Linked DNA regions of Homo sapiens: region 1 is linked to region 2. Evidence: chromatin loops called from intact Hi-C (ENCODE). Cell type or tissue: A673. All regions are shown on one strand. Each heading gives the region's core, and the rest is flanking DNA. Links, peaks and the distances in the headings are about the cores only. Region 1 overlaps LOC105373893 (a long non-coding RNA gene). Region 2 overlaps LOC105373893 (a long non-coding RNA gene).

Region 1 (9,009 bases), core at 573-8,572, 67 kb after region 2:
AATAAAAAAACTATCCCATTATTACTGCCGAAAGAAGGGGAGAGCATAAACCCCCAGGCTTGAGAAGGAAGTGGTGGGAGCTCCCAGACTGATCTGGGTGATCCCCAAAGAGGAGGATACCTGCCTCTTGCTTTTCAAGGTGCATGTTATAGAAAGCATTAGCTTCCTTGAGAAGATAAAATTTGGACATACAGCCAAATGGATGAGGTATCCAGGCAGATCTTTGTGGCCAAGTGTGGCATCTGGGAGCTCAGAAATTTCAGCAAGCCCTCTCAGCAAGGAGTGCTATGGGAACCAATGGGCTTTCATAGGATTATTGAGGTTGTAGGTCAGCCAAGGCATGGACCGTGGTCTTTAGCAAAAGCAGCCAACATGATTCCCTCAAACCAGGTGAGCCCAGCTACACTCAGTGGGCCGTAGCACCAGATGCCAGTGAATCTCTCAGAGGAATCCAGCAAGGACCCACCAACGCCTATTACCCAATCCCCACCCTCCATAGCTTATACAGACTTCCTCTTACACTATGTGCAATTAGGAAGAAGGAAGAATAGAGGAGATCTCTTCAAAGGAAGAAAACCTGCTTTGATTGGGGGGCTGAGCTTTCAAATGACGATTTGAAAGAGACTAATAGAAATGCCACTGACTGAATCATCTTTAATTGATGCAATCAAGCCCCTCCCCCATTCCACCATAAACAGAACTGAGGAGTTTAGAGCAAGGTGAGGCTCATCATAAAAATAAAGTTGCATGCTTTTACATATCTGGTTAAAAGACTACGCATAAATAGAGCAGAGTTATAGTGATGGGGTTTCCAAATTTTGGGGGACATCCAGTATTATCTATAAATAGTTTATCCCATTGTCCCCATAATCTTAACTTTAACTTAGAAAGCATGAAGATTATCCAAGGAGTATTATCATTTTGGAAATTGTTAATTTTTTTAAGGAAAGAACCATTATGCATTTCTCAACTAAAAGGAAATACTGCTAAACATGTAGAAAACATATAATGTAGGCTTCTCACAAGCAAGTGACACTTCTACTCCCACTGCCTTTGGAGAAAGAAAATTTTTCTCTTGACCTACTTTTAAATAAAAAGAAAAAAAATAAAATCTGCCATACTACATATATACTACTCCCAACTTATGAAGAGAAGGTAAGTGCCCAATATAAATATTACAGCTAAAGAAAACCAGAAAGAATGAAAATTATTATAGAATTAAAGTTAAAATGCCCACAAAAGCCAGGAGAGCAGAACCGATCTAAAAATGTAATTCTGGGTGCAAAGAAGCAGATTAAAGGGTCTCATTTCTTTACTAGATAAAGACTACAAGATCCATGCTCTTCTGTCCTCAAATGTTTCCCAAATTCCAAAGAAGCCTGGCTCTTTTCCAGGGTGGGAATTTGAATACTTTAAAGAGTGTACAACTCGAGATGCAGCAAAAGATAAACAGCCTTCTATTTACCTTAGGTCAGCCTGAGAACTTGAAATTGCCATTGCAAAAAAAAAGTAAACAGATGATAAAAGATAATTTTCCCTTTTAATGGAAAAGAAATGCAAAATAAAATAAAGTAGAGGTGTGATCTTACAGTTTCAAAATCAAGGAGCAAATATTTTTAGTGATAATATGCAATTTTGATGAGGTTTCAGTAATGCAAGGACTGCTGGAAGCCTACAACCTTTTGGTGAGCAATAGGCCAATCTATAATGAGAGCCATAGAGATGTCCCTGGTCTCTAAACAGCAACACTATTATCCAAATTCTGAGAATTAACATAAAAGAATTCAGAAGAAGCAAATGGCTATCTACACAAAGATATTTACTATAGCCTTTTCTATACTGCCAAGGCAAACAAACAAAAAACTCAAAAACTAGAAACAACCAAATGTCCAAAACAGGTTTATGACACATTAACATAATATTCTGCTTCCTTGAAATTATTTACAATGCAATCCATGTAAAAATATGAAGCTATATTTATTATATATTGTTAAATGGAAAAATAGGATATCAATATGTACCTACCCTCTTTCAAAAGACATGAAAATGCATGCAGTATAAAAATAATAAATACAGGTTTACTCTATAGCAAAGTTCCATTTTCTTTCTTACTTAAAAACACCTCAATATTATTTTTGTGATTTCAAGAAACTATTCTGTCTCTTCAAAAGTGTATTTTTTAAGAAAGTCCTTTCAAAAAGCAGTGTGTCTCTGATATAAATCCCGAGGGTAAAACTACAGTGTAAATAATTATTTTTTAAAGGTAGAAAACTTAGAGATTAACAAAGAAGAGAAGTAAAATGGTTGGAGTGAATAATATTGCCTGGGAGAATCCAGTCTCACTAGTAACCATTTCTTAACACAGGAAGGCCAGGTGGTAGAATTTTTGTATTTTGTTTCACTTTGTGTGTGTGTGTCTGAAGCTTTCTCTCTCTTAACTATGGAAGGTGAGAGATTAAAAATAATAATAATAAAATAAAAACTCTCATTGGTTAGCTACACTGCAGAACTCACTGCCAATTCTGAACAGAAAAGAAAACATCAGCTTGGACCAGAGTTAATGCTACATAAGATTCTTACACCTAAGAGATTAATGCCCCTACCGAAAGTACCCATAGGAGCTTTTAAAATCAAAGCTCAAAGTAACGTGTGGGTAGCCCTGCCTTGGACAGAGCCCAATATTTGAAGGTTAAAGTGTTTTCTAAGGAGAGAATGGAAACCAAACTCAATTAAGGAGAGATGGATAGTAAATTGAATTTAGTGCTCAAAGGTGTATTATACTTTGGGAGTTGTACTTCTTTAAATAGTCAGCACGGTAGAGCAGAAAAAGCACTACAGCAGGCGTCAGATGATTGGGTGCTAATCACCGCTTTGCCACTAACTACCTGATGGCCTCAGAGAGGAAAAATGCTTGCGTTTGGTTTTGTTTCATTTGAAAATTGAAGAAATTGGGTTAGATGGTCCAAGTCTGCTCATAGGACAGATCTGTTCCTGGTGGGACTGCTTAGGAGGCTGGTATTAGATATTTGAGAGACTGCAGATTATGTCAAGAAGTGTTGTTGTCATTGAACGACTATTTCACAGAGAATAGGTCCCCATTGCTAATGTCCTCCAGCCCAACAGCACCAGACACACACCTATATTCAACCAAATCAGGCTTATTGGCTCATTACATTGAAGGACCCACCACATTATGGAGAACCATGAAATGGGCATCTTCGTTAGAGGGTTTTAGAATGGACTTGTGTTAGGATTTGGCTTGTTAGGTAACTTAAAGGAAGGCTCAAGAAAGCAGTTTTGTTTCACATAGGGTACCATCAGAAATCAGGGCAATTCTGGCCGGGCACAGCGTTTCATGCCTGTAATCCCAGCACTTTGGGAGGCCGAGGCAGGCAGATCATGAGGTCAGGAGATTGAGAAGAGCCTGGCCAACATGGTGAAACCCTGTCTCTACTAAAAATACAAAAATTAGCTGGGTGTGATGGCACGTGCCTGTAATGCCAGCTACTCAGGAGGCTGAGGGAGGAGAATCACTTGAACCAGGGAGTCGGAGGTTGCAGTGAGCCGAGAATGCGCCACTGCACTACAGCCTGGCGACAGAGCAAGACTCTGTCTCAAAAAAAAAAAAAAAAAGAAAAAAGAAAAGAAAGAAAGAAAAAGAAAAAAGAAAGCAGGGCAATTCTATCATTGGATATCTTAATAATTTTTTTTCTAATAGGAGGAACAGTGAGGCTAAAGCTATAATTGGTAAAGAAGCAGCAATCACTCATATTAGCCCAGAAATGGAAATGTTTGGCCATTTTGGTCTGGACATGTTCTTGTCTTTGACTCTGTTCAGACATGTTTAGAGTTGTTTTGTTTTTGTCTTGCTCCATCCATGATTGGAGACAGGTATTGTCTAATATTGACATTCTGTGAAATTGTTTATGTCCTATAGAACTCTATGGTCTAGCTGTTACAACCAGACAGCTCCAAGCAGACAACAGTCAGAGGCTGCAGTTTTTTTTCTTACCACGAAGGAAATAATTAACTCCAAGGGTAAGTAATTAGCTGACAAGCCAGAAAAGGAGGCCCCAGGCTGGAAACTATTGAAAAGTACTCAATCCATAAAGCTGAAGCTCTAGGAAAATGACCCAGAAAACAAGTAAAAGGTATTGACTTGGAAGAAAAGAAAAAAAAAAAGACATATATATGAGCAGGTGACACAGGATGGATGTAGAGCTGACTCTGGAATAGAGAGCTTCCACCAGGTTGTTCCATTCATGCAGAGGCCCACAGAGTTCATTGCTGAGGCAGATTTTTAAAGAGATTAATCATGGTCAGACATAGTAACATCTCAAGTATTTTCCAGCTCTATAATTATATGAAACCTTGCTCCAAATGCTATTCTAGTTTAAACACAAAATTGATGTGTGTTGAAAATAACAGATGTTGGTTGGTCTATTTTAACAATTTACTTTATTAAAAATAGAATTAAGCCATTAGATGATGTGCTCTATTCGATCTCTCAATTGTCTATGCATGGATCACGGGGACTACCATTTACCATTTGAAAGTTACCAAAAGTATAGAAATAATATTCAAGAGGAAATAAGCTTGTAAAAGTGGGAAGAATATGCATTTCATATTATATGGAGCCTTCCTGGTTTCACAGAGTAAGTCCCACTTCCCAAATAATGTATCAGCTCATATCAGAGCGTGTACTCCGATATTTTTCTCAAATATTGGAAAGCTTGTCTTGCCAATGCAGATCTATTTAGTCATGCTAAAATTCACAGTCCGTAATGGTTAATTGGTTTCACATTCTGGTAAGTATCTGTAAGATAGGATTCTGGATAACACTGAAAATTATTTAAACAGCACATGCTGAGGCACAAGCCTCTCCACCACACATCTGTGGATCTCCTGGGGTGTATGCTTAGAATATAATGATACTATATGCCACACAGGGTTATCAGTATCCTAAGAAGCCCAAAAACAATTTTTGGAAGTTGCAGCCGTATGCATGGCTTGCAGAATGACAGACTAGAGATGGTGTTAGTTCCAGTAATTAACTTTGCAGCATCAGGGGCAGGAAACCCCCTGCTGAGGGCATCAATAACTCCATTCCTCAAGGGGAAGTCTTGCTGGTGCCTGGGTGGATCTGTGACCTTTGGCAGATGGAGTAGTATTTGAATACACAAAATCAGGAAAATAAAAACGATAAAAGGCAGGCAATTTGCTAAATGAAATGTACATAAACTGAACTGCCTGTAACAGTTCATCAGAAACTACGAGGATCACCCGGAGGGTTTTTAACCACTTCCACAACAAATGATCCTGAAATACCCTCTTTTGTTTTTCATTTCTTTCTTGAAAATATGTACAAGTAGTAAATAGAAATACACTTGGCCCCCACCCATTTCAGACATTGTCGCCTGGTCTCCATTTAGGGTGTGTGTGTGTGTATGTGTGTGTGCATGTGTGTGTGTGTGTGTGTGTGCATGCGCGTATGTATGTATGTTCATATTATATACACATATATATACATACACATATATGTTTTTACTTATTTATAATTTTACACCCATTGTAATTTTTATCCGATAACAGAAAGCAAAAGAATATGTCTCCCTTTCAGGTAAAACCTCCTTAAGAGTTTTTCTGAACAAAGTTTAGTGAAAAGAAGAAATCAGGTCATTATGAACCAACCAGCCATTCTTAGGATTCAATTTGAGCTGCTTTTATTTGTATCTCAATTCAGCCTTCGTCACCTCAGTGCTCAGTGATGGGAACACTGACCTTGGAAAAACTGCAAAAGTTTCTAGCAGCTCTCAGATGGGTAACGTGAGGCTCTTGGAGGATATTTCTCTACACTGCATGCTCACACTCATCAACCTAGATCCAAGGGTGCACATGGCCCCCAAGAAGCCCACGCGGTTTCATGGGTTAAGGCAGAAGTTCTCACACTTTACTACATGTTAGAATCACCAGAAGACCTTTGAAACTCCCAATGTGAGACCCCTAGAAAGGCATCAGTACTTTTTAAAGCCCCTTGGATCATTCTAATGTGCCACCAAGTTTGAGAAGAAATGATTTAGGGTTAAGAAAAAAAAAATCCCAAAGATCAGTAAACACCTCATTGTTGTGACTTGGTTGGAATGGGGCCAAGCTACCACCCAATGATGTTTTAGGGTGAGCCACCCCTAAGAACCAGGGAGGAAATAAAAGGACCCGGTGCAATTTGAATAGAGGCCCAGTGACTGCTACAGTTTGTTTGTACAGGATACCATACTCCACCATGAGTTGGGTAGGACTGAGTGAACCTTTCTTGCCAAGCTTAGAAAAGAGAACAAGTTGAGAGAAAATGCAGGGCGAAGATGCCTCTGTGGCTCTCAGCACTCAGGCGGAAATGATTTCCACCTTCTTGGCCTACAACTGATCAACATCCATAAAACCTTTTTTGGGGTATGAAAAGAGTCCAAGGTTACAGTTCTTACTTCCAGTTTTTCCAGGCCCTTCCCTTATTCGCTCCACTTTCCTGCTTCGGTTTGCATGCCTTTTTAAGGTACAAGGCACCTGGGAGCAAAGTCATGGTGACAAACAAGCTTTGACTTCAGAGAGCCAGGTGTGTGAATGCAGCCAGAATGCAGAAATGGGCAGCTGCGATTATTTCTGAAATTCAAGGAAATATTTTGTCATACACTATAGCCAGCTAGTAAGATTCAATTCAGAGTTGTGTATTCCACTCAATATTAAATTTACACAATCAAAGGAAAATTACTAACAAGTTTGCTTGAATACCCTGCTATTTATTGACATTCTCAAGGTCCAGAATCATACCATGTGATCCTAGTTACAGCTGCATATTGAATTCTCAGCTTTTCTGGCTCCTCCTTTTCTGATTGGATGACATAAGCACTTTATATCTTGCGCATTTGATATTTAATAATTAATAAACATTCATTGACTAGGCGAATAATTGTGTGTTAATATGGTATTTATGATGGGCCAGACACTGTTGTAAGTACTTTATAGATATTAGCTCATTTAAGCCTCAATAAGCCCTAGGAGCTCTGTACTAGTATTAGGCCCATTCTACAGTTGAAGCCACAGAAACATAAAGAGGTTAAATCAGATTTGGGATTCCAAGCCAGGCCAGCCAGCTCCAGCAGTTGCCTCTTTGTAAAGAGTGAGTGAATGATGAAGACTTTTTCTTATTACTGTGGGTTTCTTCCTTTAGACCAGGTGTCCCAACCCCAAGGCTACAGGCCAATCTGTAGCCAGTTAGGAATTGGGTAGCACAGCAGGAGGTGAGGGGCAGGCAGGCAAGCATTACAGCCTGAGCTGTACCTCCTGTCAGATCAGTGGTAGCATTATATTCTCATAGGAGTGTGAGCCCTATTGTGAACTGTGCATGTGAGGGATCCAGGTTGCACACTCCTTATGAGAATCTAATGCCTGATGATCTGAGGTGGAACAGTTTCATGCTGAAACCATCTCCAACCCCACCCTCCCAACCCACCCACCATCCATGGAAAAATTGTCTTCCACGAAACCAGTCCCTGGTGACAAAAAGACTGAGGACCACTGCTTTAGACCACGTGCTTCCTAAGGCAATGCTTACTTTTGCAGCCCAACTTATTTGTAAGACTTCCACATTGCTATAGGGAAACACAGCACATTGCTTCTGACTATTGCATTCCATCTAAAAAACAGAACAGATTTGAAAAAGCCATTCCTCTAGGGATGGAGTCCCAGGTTACTCCCAACTTTTGCTACCATAAACAGTAAGCAGGGCGCATCCTAATTTGTATCTATCTCTTGAGGACTTCTACAAGAGTTTCTAAGGTGTCTACCCAGGAGTAAAATTTCTAGGGTGTAAAGCAATCACACATTTAAGTTTATACACATTACGCCATTGTCCTCTCACCCTCCAGGAATGCTACAACAGTTCACCCTCCCGTCAATGATGTGTGAGGAAGAAGTTAGCACTTTATAGGGTCTGTGACCAAGCACAACTAAATAACTAAAAACAATTTAGAATCTCTTATTTTTAAATTGCCATGGTTCTACCTAAACCCCTTTTAGCTTATGCCAATTTTGTTAAGAATTGTTGCAATTATTTTTATTCTCACTAAAAATAGATTAATTATTACATAGTGTTAATACCACATTCCAAATTCCACTTGTGATTTTAAATATGACTTCATTCTATGAATATCTCATAATGTATAAAAGCTACCATGTGTATTTTTGTTTCCTATGGAACAATAACTCAAAATTAATATGAAAGTTATAATATACCTATTCCTACAAAATATGTACAAATATGTATTTGGCAATAGTGCAGTGCTCAAGGAAACACCTTAAGAAATATCAGTCCCACTATAAAGTATGTTGGAATTTAAAAGGGTCTGGGGGCAGCAGCGGAGAAGTAGAAAGAATAAAAAAAACTATACCCAACATTTGAACCACCAGGAATGTGCTGGCCAGATTCAGATTGTTGGCAGGAAAAGATTTTTATAATTTCTTTTCCATAATTTAGCCTAGCTGGATAATTACATTTAGAAAACTAAGAGAGTAACCACAGACGTGTATGTAATGGAATTTTAAAATGTAGATATATCCCTCAAGGAAATAAAAGGGGCAATAGAAGGCTATCATTATCAACTTTAGAACAAAAGTTGTGTTCACTCCAACCCAAAGAATAATTAAAATCAGTCAAGACGACACGGAATGCCAATCTTATACACTTGTCATTTCAGAAAGCTAGCTTGACAGTTGTACACCCACTCTGGTTGACAGTCAAATACGTTTCTAAGGAATAGATGAGCTTTTACAGGGGTGAGTAGCAAAGTCTTTCTATCCAAACCAGTTTCCCTCAAAGAGTTTGGAGGTTTGTTTGAAGCAGCAGCTTTGGCTAAAGTCATTCATGTTTCTCCATAAATAGTTGAAACCGTCACGAAGGCATTGTATAGAAAATAAAAAGGGTATAGGCTTGGGGTCATCTGGATGACAGTTGTACTA
Region 2 (9,009 bases), core at 615-8,614:
TGTCCAATTCTTTTCCTTAGGATAAGTTCCTCAAAACAGAATTGCTGTTCCAATTATATGCATATTTCAAGACCTTTGCCAAATTGCCACCCAGAGTATCACCTCTCACCGGGACAGTATGAGAGTGTCTCCTTTCTCACACGTGTGTCAGCACTAAGAAGTTTCATCCTTGTAAACTTCACCAACATGATAAATAAAATGTAATATCTGATACACATATTTACATTGCTTTGACTACCAATAAAGTCTAAACTTTTAAAGATAATGTATTTTTAAAGGGCATATCTAATAAAGAATCTAGTAACAGGGGGCCAAAGACTAAAGATACTCATAACATAGTAATTCTTAAAGTTATTTAGGTTGTGGGCCTCTGAGAATCTGAAAAAAACCATTAAGTGTGGTACACATACCCACAAAATTTTGATATAATTTCATAAGTCTTCTATAGGCTATCAGTGGGCTTAATGATGCACAAAGGTATCTGTCTCAAATTAATGTTAAATGAGAAACCACAAATTCATCACACTTGCACCCTACTTCATTGGAACATGGCCAGCCAACTTCTGTTTCCTGGTAGCAGTACACACAATTAGAACTAATCTCATCAGCAACTTCTCTAGTTGTTCTATATTTAAACAACATCTCAACACAAGAAAGGTAAGCAAACCAGAAAGCGCCAGTTTTAGTAATGGATGATTTGGGCAGATAAGCCATTTTTTTTCAAGGCATTCGAGGCTGTGAGGTCTAAGAGAGAGCCCAGGACACCAGCAAGGAAGCACTGAGGTTGAGTCATTAATCCTCAGATAAGTCACATACAGTTCCAAGAGCTGTTAGCCCTTACAGATTTTATAAAGCTTATGGGAAGAAAATGAATACAGGCGATCTCCTTGGAGAAAATCTGCTGTAAAATAGCCAATTTCAAAGAAATACATTAGGGGATAGTTATTAACTTTTCTCACAAATTTTTCATTTGACAATAGGTTTTATTATAGGTCTTCCCTAAACAGTACCTAAGAGCATTTTAAAAAAATTCAATTTTCAAAAATGTGATTTACCACCCACTTGTTGTATAAAATGTCTTGTTCTCCTGAGACTAAAGATGTTCTACACCAATAAACTATTTCAATGCATCATCTGTGACTCCCTGGGAGACCACAATACTTGATAGATAGCAGGAGCAATCCACTGTGTTATTACAGAGGCTGTACTCAGAAGGATAATCAATAGATTGGTGTCAATCTGAGGCACACTGGGGCAACATCACTAGTGGATTTCTTTTTGACTTTGACTTAAGAATATTGGTATTCTATGTTTCTGCCAGTGATCTGCATGATGGAATAGTTAGCACAACATTAAGCTTTACAGGTGACACAAATTTAAAGTGGCTGGTATTTTGCATTGCAAGATTAAATGCCCTTTTGTATTTGAAGAGTATCCAGAAATAAAGACAATTGAACATGAAAAGGATATGTGGAGGAGAGTTTCACTGCAGAGAAACAATGTGAGCAACCAACTGAAGAAAGGGCCACAAAGAAGAGAGGCCCTACCAGTCTTTAAAAAGCATAGCAACCAAAAGACATAAACAGTCAGAATTGAAGATATGATGACATTGGACCAATAATTGTGCTTCAATTTTAAAAGATGCCATTTGCGTATTAATTTTATAATATTTATCAAGCACCCACTCAGGGCCAGCTGACATGATGCTGAGATATGCAAATATAGCCACCATTACTCTATCTATCCAACAGATCATTTTTGATAAAGGAACATGTTTTACCAGGGGCTACAATCCAGGAAGTTTTTCTCGGCGTTGGAGGAAGCATGAAGACTGGAAGCCTATTGAGGGAAAGGCACAGAACAAATAGGTTTAAAATGCAAGACTTCCATTTAAAAGATAAAGTAACTTGGGCTTTTCAGCTTCAAGGGTGATCTAATAGAGGTCTCATGGAGGTAACCAGATATTTTCCATTTACTTAGAGTGGTACTTCTTTTAAATGGGCCTAACCTACTTCATAAGGGTATATATAAAGACAATTTGGGGGATAGTCAAGTAAAAATAAGATTTAAGCAAATAATATGGGAATATGTTTTGTAAAACTCTGACAGTGCAATAATCCTTTTTGGCTAGGGTTCAACAGGGCCCTCTTAAATGAAGGATATGGTTCATGGCCTCCTATGTCCCTTCTAATTGACACTATCCATAAACACTCATGAATGTTTTTCAGATTCTCAAATTGGAAAACAGCCCATCACCTGGGCAAGAATAAACGTTTTCCAGACTTGTTTGACTCTTAGGCATTCACTCCTATTGCTTAACAGTTTATCTCAGCCACTTTCTATGAGACTCTAAAACTCTAATTGATATATGGGTGGGGGTGGGGAGGCGCCGCTAAACTGAAGCATTACAATTATTACCTTTTAACGTTCATAAATATTTCTCATTACATAGGCACAACTCTATTCTGTAGGTATTTTTCTTAACTTTTTTCATTCATTTCTGATAACTGTTTTCTAATTTAAAAAGCAATATGTACTTACTAAACATGTAGAAAATGCACTTAGAAAATTTAGTAAACTCAGGTAAGCAAAAGAAGAAAATAAAAATCACTCCACACTCTATGGCTCAAAGATTACCACTATTCACATCTTTATTTCATCTGGCCTGTGATTTCGGCATGTATTCTTTTCTCTGTGGCACACACTTCTGCATGTAGGACATTCCCATGGGTTTATCCAGGTTTGGACAACTGGGCTGCAGCATACAAAAAAATAACCTTTGGTTTATTCATAATTCCCACAGTAGCTGCATTCGTTTCTCACACCTGAAGCAGAGCAACAACATAAAATAGTGGGGGGAAATTGGCATAGTGGTCATGAGTTCAGTATCAGGCCTGCTAAATTTAAATCTACACCTTCTTATCAGTTTAATCTTCAGCAAGATAGGTAATTCCTAAGTCTGTTTCCCCGTCATTGGAATAGCTAATAAGATTGCCTACCTAAAGAGCTTATTGTGAGAATTAAATGAATATTTGTAAGGCACGCTCAGTACAATGTCTGCCACACAGAGCGGACTCAGTAAGTGTTGGCATTTGTTTTTTTTGTTTTTTGTTTTTTATTTTGAGATGGAGTCTTGCTCTGTCGCCCAGGCTGGAGTGCAATGGTGCAATCTCAGCTCACTGCGATCTCCACCTCCTGGGTTCAAGCGATTCTCCTGCCTCAGCTTCCCGAGTAGCTGGGATTACAGGTGCCCCGCACCACGTCTGGCTAATTTTCATATTTTTAGTAGAGATGGGGTTTCGCCATGTTGGCCAGGCTGGTCTTGAACTTCTGACCTCAGATGATCCATCGCCTCGGCCTCCTAAAGTGCTGGGATTACAGGCCTGAGCCACCGTGCCCGGCCAGCACTTGCTTTTTCTATTATTATTATTACAGTATTCCAAATGAGAGCTCTGTATGTGTATATGTGTGCAGTCTCTTTGTTTGGAAGTTATAGTGATCATCTGTTCACATTAATAAATGTTATTGTAAAATATAACTTTTAAATGTCTGCATAATAGTCCATTACTGCACTTATTACAAATTCTTTAACAAATATCCTACATAGGATATCCAAGAATTTGCAATTGCAAATAAACCAAAGGGTTTTTTTTTTTTAGCAATTATATTACTGCTTTATGGGAACTTGCCTCATCTTTGCCCATAGACTGAGAGTGAATAATGTGTCTTTTTACCTTTTTGTACCAAGTTCTTACCCCACAGTAAGCTAGGATGAAGGAAGGAAGGAAGGAAGGAAGGAAGGAAGGAAGGAAGGAAGGAAGGAAGGAAGTGAGTGAGTTTGAATAAATTTACCAGTTTAGGGGTAGTATTTTTTGATGTATTATGTTAAAAGATTCTGCCAGTCTGGATGCAAAGAGAAAAATATGTTCCATAAAATTTCCCAGAGGAGAAATAAAAGTAAATATGCTCTGTCGTGTGGTACAATTAAATTTTAACTTTTCATGAATGTTCTCCATCAGTCAATGATTCAAATTGTAAATAGCTTACTAGGATCAAAACAAAATCAAAAATAGGCCACAAATTCATACAAATAATTTTCTCTCTGAGGTGTTGATTGAATAAAATGGAACCTCATTGAGATCCAATTAAGAAAAACTCGCCAGGAAGCCATAAATGACCCAATGTATCTTGTGGGCTTACAAAAATAGCTCAAAAAGTGGAAGAAACTCTCTGCTGTTATTTTTGCTTTTGTGTTTGCACAGAGCATTGTTCTAAAAAAATCATCTTAGAAATCATCAGCATATTGATGTAAAGTTTTCATCAATCATTGTTAGGGGCAAAGAAGAAAGAAATACAAAAATAAGGAAGCAGACTAGTATTTTATTTGCTTTATTGTATCTCTAGACTGTCTAAGTGCTTTTCCATGTATCTCATTTAATTAAGGAAATTTGAAGTTTCAATGTATTAATATGAACTCCAAAGTAATCTACCAGGTTGTGGGTAAAGAATCAGGAAAGCGTGCTGACAAAAAGCTGATCTCATTGCTGGAACAGAGACCTAACTCAAGCCTGGAGTTAAGGGAATTCAGTTATTGCTGAATTCATGAAATATTTTTATCCCAGCAGGATTTGTTTTTTTTTAATTTTTATTCTGGAAAGAATCAAACCCAATTTCCTAAGGTGTAACCTTCCAGTTTAATTTTCAAGGAAACAAGTTAAAAAAAAACAAAAAACAGAATATCCCTCTTATGAAAAGGAAACAGACCAGCCCTGATCAACAATGATAGATAACGTATTTTGAGCATGACAGGTGGGGCTCCTCTTTTCCCCCTTGATTTCTTACGTGCAAATGTCCACCACTATCACCAAGCATCCATTGGGCATCTCAGAGAGAGTTATGCAAAGAGAATTCCACAGACACACTTCCCTGTCTGCACCTTCTTAAAGCATGCAAAATTAGCTCCCTTGGACTACAGATGTTCAGAAGATTCTGCTGGTGCCTCGTACAAGCAGTTTGTTACTTTGAGAAAAATGTGTCCAATCACAAATCATAAGAACAGATTGTCAGGCTGCCAAAACTTGCAATTCTGGGCCTTATTATCATCATTGTTATAGTCATTGTTCTGGTTATTGTTCTTAAACATTGTGCCTAACCAAGAACTATTTCCTGGAACATGAGTTTAATAAAATTAACTGTCAGGACTGTCTCTTACCTCTCTTTTCATTTTATCCATATCTCAGTATAAAAATAAGCAATTATTAGAATGACTATAAATGGCCTCTTAAGAAGAAAGGTTACCACTTTTCTCTGTAAAATTTATAAAAGTGCTAAAGTACAGTTTCAAATATTATTTATTCAGTCCCAATTGCTCACTACTGGCCACTGTACCATATGGCATCTTAGTGTTACACTTACAATAATACACTTTGTATTCACAATAATCCTATTGAGTAATTACAGTTATTGCTTTTACAGTTGAAGACACTAAGGCTTAGGGAGGCCAAGGAACATAACCAGAGTTGCACACCTCGTGAGCAGCAAAGTCATGATTGGAAGCCAGGCCTTCTGATTTAAGTCCCTTGCTCTCCCACTATCACTTAATACTTTCTACACCTCCAAAAACTCCTTTAATAAATTCAAAGCTGCAACCACTCTCCTCACTACCATTTCAACTGTTCTTTGCTATGCTTTAAGCATCAGTTTTTTCTACAAATAAAATGTACTGATTGGATTACTGAAACCACACCTGACTGACTTAGAGCTAATTTTAACAGAACGAGTCCCAGCTTATCCAAAACATTCATTGGGCAGATTGAAATTTTCAAAGCAGATAGACACAGTAAAATAAAAGTTATTAATTTGTTGCATCTCTGTAGTGAGACATAGGCTAATGATTTTTTTTCTTGTTCAAGTCATTTAAAAAAGAGAATAAGCGATAGGGAGGTAGAGCAAGATGGCCAAATAGAAGCCTCCAGTGATCATTCTCCCTCCCTGCAGGAACACCAAATTAAACAAATATCCACATTAAAAAAGGCCTTCATAAGAACCAAAAATCAAGTGAGTGATCACAGTGGTTTTAACATCATATTAAGGAAAGAGGCACTGAAGAGGGTAGAAGACATAATCTTGAATCACTGACACCACCAGCCCCATCCCCCGGCAGCAGCCCAGTGGCACAGAGAGATAATCTGTGCACTTGCGGCAGGAAGAATGTGGTAATTGTGGGACTTCGCATTGTAACTCAGTGCTGCCCTGTCAACAGCAGAAAGCTACATGGGCAGAACTCAGCTGGCCCACACAGAGGGAACATTTAGAGCAACCCTAGCCAGAGGGGAATTGTCCATCCCAGCTAAGAACCTGAGCTCCAGCAAGCCCCGCCATGGTGAGCTAAAGTGTTCTGGGTCCTAAATAAAACTGAAAGGCAGTTTAGGTCACAAGGACTACAATTCCCGGGCAAGTCCTGGTGCTGTGCTGGGCTCAGAGCCAACAGACTTGGGGAGCACAGGACCTAATGAAACACCAGCTGGGGCAACCAAGGGACTGCTTGTGTCACTCCTTCCCCAACTCCTGGCAGTGCTGCTCACAGCTCTGAAAGTGACTCCTTCGTTCTGCTTGAGGAGAGGAGAGGTGAAAGCAAAGAGGACTTTATCTTAAACTTGGATACCAGCTCAGCCACAGGAAAATTTGGCACAGCTAAGAGTCCTAAGGCCCTTATTCCATGCCCTAGCTCCTGGATAACATTTCTAGACATGCCCTGGGCCAGAAGGGAACCCATTGCCTTGAAGGGAAGGACCCAATCCTGGCAGAATTCATCACCTGCTGACTAGAGAGCCCTTGAGTTCTGAATAATGAGTAGTGGCCACAAGGCCTTACTCACCATGGGCCTTGGGTGAGACTCAGAGCCATGTTGGCTTCATGTGTGACCCAGCACATTCCCAGCTGTGGGGAGAGATCTTTTCTGCTTACGTAAAGGACAGGGAATAGTAAGAGAACTTCGTCTTACAGCTTGGGCACTAGCTCAGCCACAGTGGGGTACAGCAGTATGCAGGTTCCTAGAGTCCCTGATTCTAGGCCTCAGCTCATTTCTGGACCTCCCTGGGGCCAACAGGGAGCTCACTTCCCTGAAGGGAGAGACTGAGGACTCACAGCATTCACCACAATCTGACTGAAGAGACTTTGGGCCTTAAGTGAACATTGACAGTTTCCAGGCAGTAATCACCATGGGTCCAGGGCAGTGGTGGCCACAGAGAGAGACTCTTCTGCCTGAAAAAAGTAAAGGGAAAAATGGTGAGGGAAGAGTAGGAAGGACTTCGTCTTGCAGCTTGGGTGCCAGCTCAGCTGCAGTAGAATAGATCACCAGCTAGATTCCTAAGGTTCCCAACTCTAGGCTCTGGCCCCTTGATGGCATCTCTAAACTTGCCTAGGAACTGGGAAACTCATCACCCTGAAAGGAAGGACACAGGCTGGCTGGATTTACTGCCTTCTAATTGTAGAGTCATTGGGCCTTGAGTGAATATGGGCAGTAGCCAGGAAGTGGTCACCACAGGCCTTGGGCAAGATCCAGTGCTGCACTGGCTTTGGGTCTGATCCAATTCAGTCACAGTGGTGGTGACCACAGAGGTGTTTGTGTTACCCCTCCTTCAGCTCCAAGCACCTCAGCACAGAGAGAGACTTCATTGTTTGAGGGAGAGTAAGGAAAGAGAACAAGAGTCTCTGCCTGGTAAGCCAGGGAATTCTCCTGGTTCTTACCTAAGACTACCAAGGCAGTACTCTATGAGTCTGCAAGAGCCACAGCGTTACTGGGTAGGGTCCCCCCAATGCAGATTCCAGCTGCAGTGACCAAAGACTTAGATCACAACACCCAACTCCCTTCAAATACTTGGAAAGCCTTCCTGAGAAGGATTAATACAAACAAGCCCAGACTGTAAAGACTGCAATAAATATCTAACTCTTCAATACCCAGACACCAAGGAATACCTACAAGTATCAATACCATCTAGGAAAACACAACCTCACCAAATGAACTAAATAAGGCACTAGTGAACAATCTCAGACAGACAGAAATATGTCACTTTTCAGACAGAGAATTCAAAATAGCTGTTTTGAGGAAGCGCAATGAAAATCAAGATAACACAGAGAAGGAATTCAGAATCCCATCAGGTAAATTTAACAAAGGGATTGAAATAATTTAAAAGAATCAAGCAGAAATTCTAGAGCCAAAAAATGCAACTGACATACTGAAGAATATATTAGAGTTCCTTAACAGTAGAATTGATCAATCAGAAGAAAGAATTAGTAAGCTTGAAGAAAGGCTATTTGAAAATACAGTCAGAGAAGACAAAAGAAAAAAAAGAATAAAAAGGAATGAAGCACACCTATGAGATCTAGAAAATAGCCTCAAAAGGGCAAATCTAGGAGTTATTGGCCTTAAAGAGGAGGTAAAGAGAGAGAGAGGTCATGGTAGAAAGTTTATTAAGAGGGATAATAACAGAAAACTTCCCAAAACTAGAAAAAGATATCAATATTCAAGTACAAGTAAAAGATATCAATATTCAAGTACAAGGAGGTTATAGAACACCCAGCAGATTTAACACAGATAAGACTACCTCAATATATTTAATAATCAAACTCCCAAAGGTCAAGGATAAAGAAGGGATTCTAAAAGCAGCAAGAGAAAGGAAACAACATAAAAAGGAGTTCCAGTGCCCATGGTAGTAGACTTCTTAGTGGAAATCTTATAGGCTAAGAGAGAGTGCCATGACGTATTTAAAGTGCCAAAGGAAAAATCTTTTATCCTGATTAGTACATCTAGTGAAAATATCCTTTAAACATAAAGGAGATATAAAAACTTTCCCAGACAAACAATAGCTGAGGAATGTTATGAACACCAGACCTGTTCTACAAGAAATGCTAAAGGGAGTTCTTCACCCTGAAAGAAAAGGATGGTAATGAGTAATGAGAAATCCTCTGAAAGTACAAAACTCACTGGCAATAGTATATACACAGAAA

What was found. A loop is a pair of places that touch in the nucleus more often than their neighbours do. Peaks named below come from ENCODE experiments on the same cell type or tissue, not always from the same donor. Only the 100,000 strongest peaks of a DNase experiment are listed, where the experiment ranks them.
Region 1: it touches region 2 in a loop (11-fold over the local background); 2 of 110 quality-filtered maps call a loop at or near these places.

What each region holds. Positions count from the first base shown.
Region 1 is chr2:220,265,714-220,274,722 of GRCh38, reverse strand. All of the region lies in intron 2 of LOC105373893 (a long non-coding RNA gene), which reads right to left. Among named protein-coding and RNA genes, the nearest start is that of MIR4268, 360 kb to the right of the region's middle. RefSeq lists an enhancer at 4,806-5,373. In A673, for the core only: no CTCF peak of the experiment used is centred there; a DNase peak (open chromatin) is centred at 5,072; H3K4me3 peaks cover 621 bases; H3K27ac peaks cover 2,365 bases.
Region 2 is chr2:220,332,962-220,341,970 of GRCh38, reverse strand. All of the region lies in intron 3 of LOC105373893 (a long non-coding RNA gene), which reads right to left. Among named protein-coding and RNA genes, the nearest start is that of MIR4268, 430 kb to the right of the region's middle. In A673, for the core only: no CTCF peak of the experiment used is centred there; DNase peaks (open chromatin) are centred at 3,910, 4,160, 4,990 and 6,340; H3K27ac peaks cover 6,852 bases.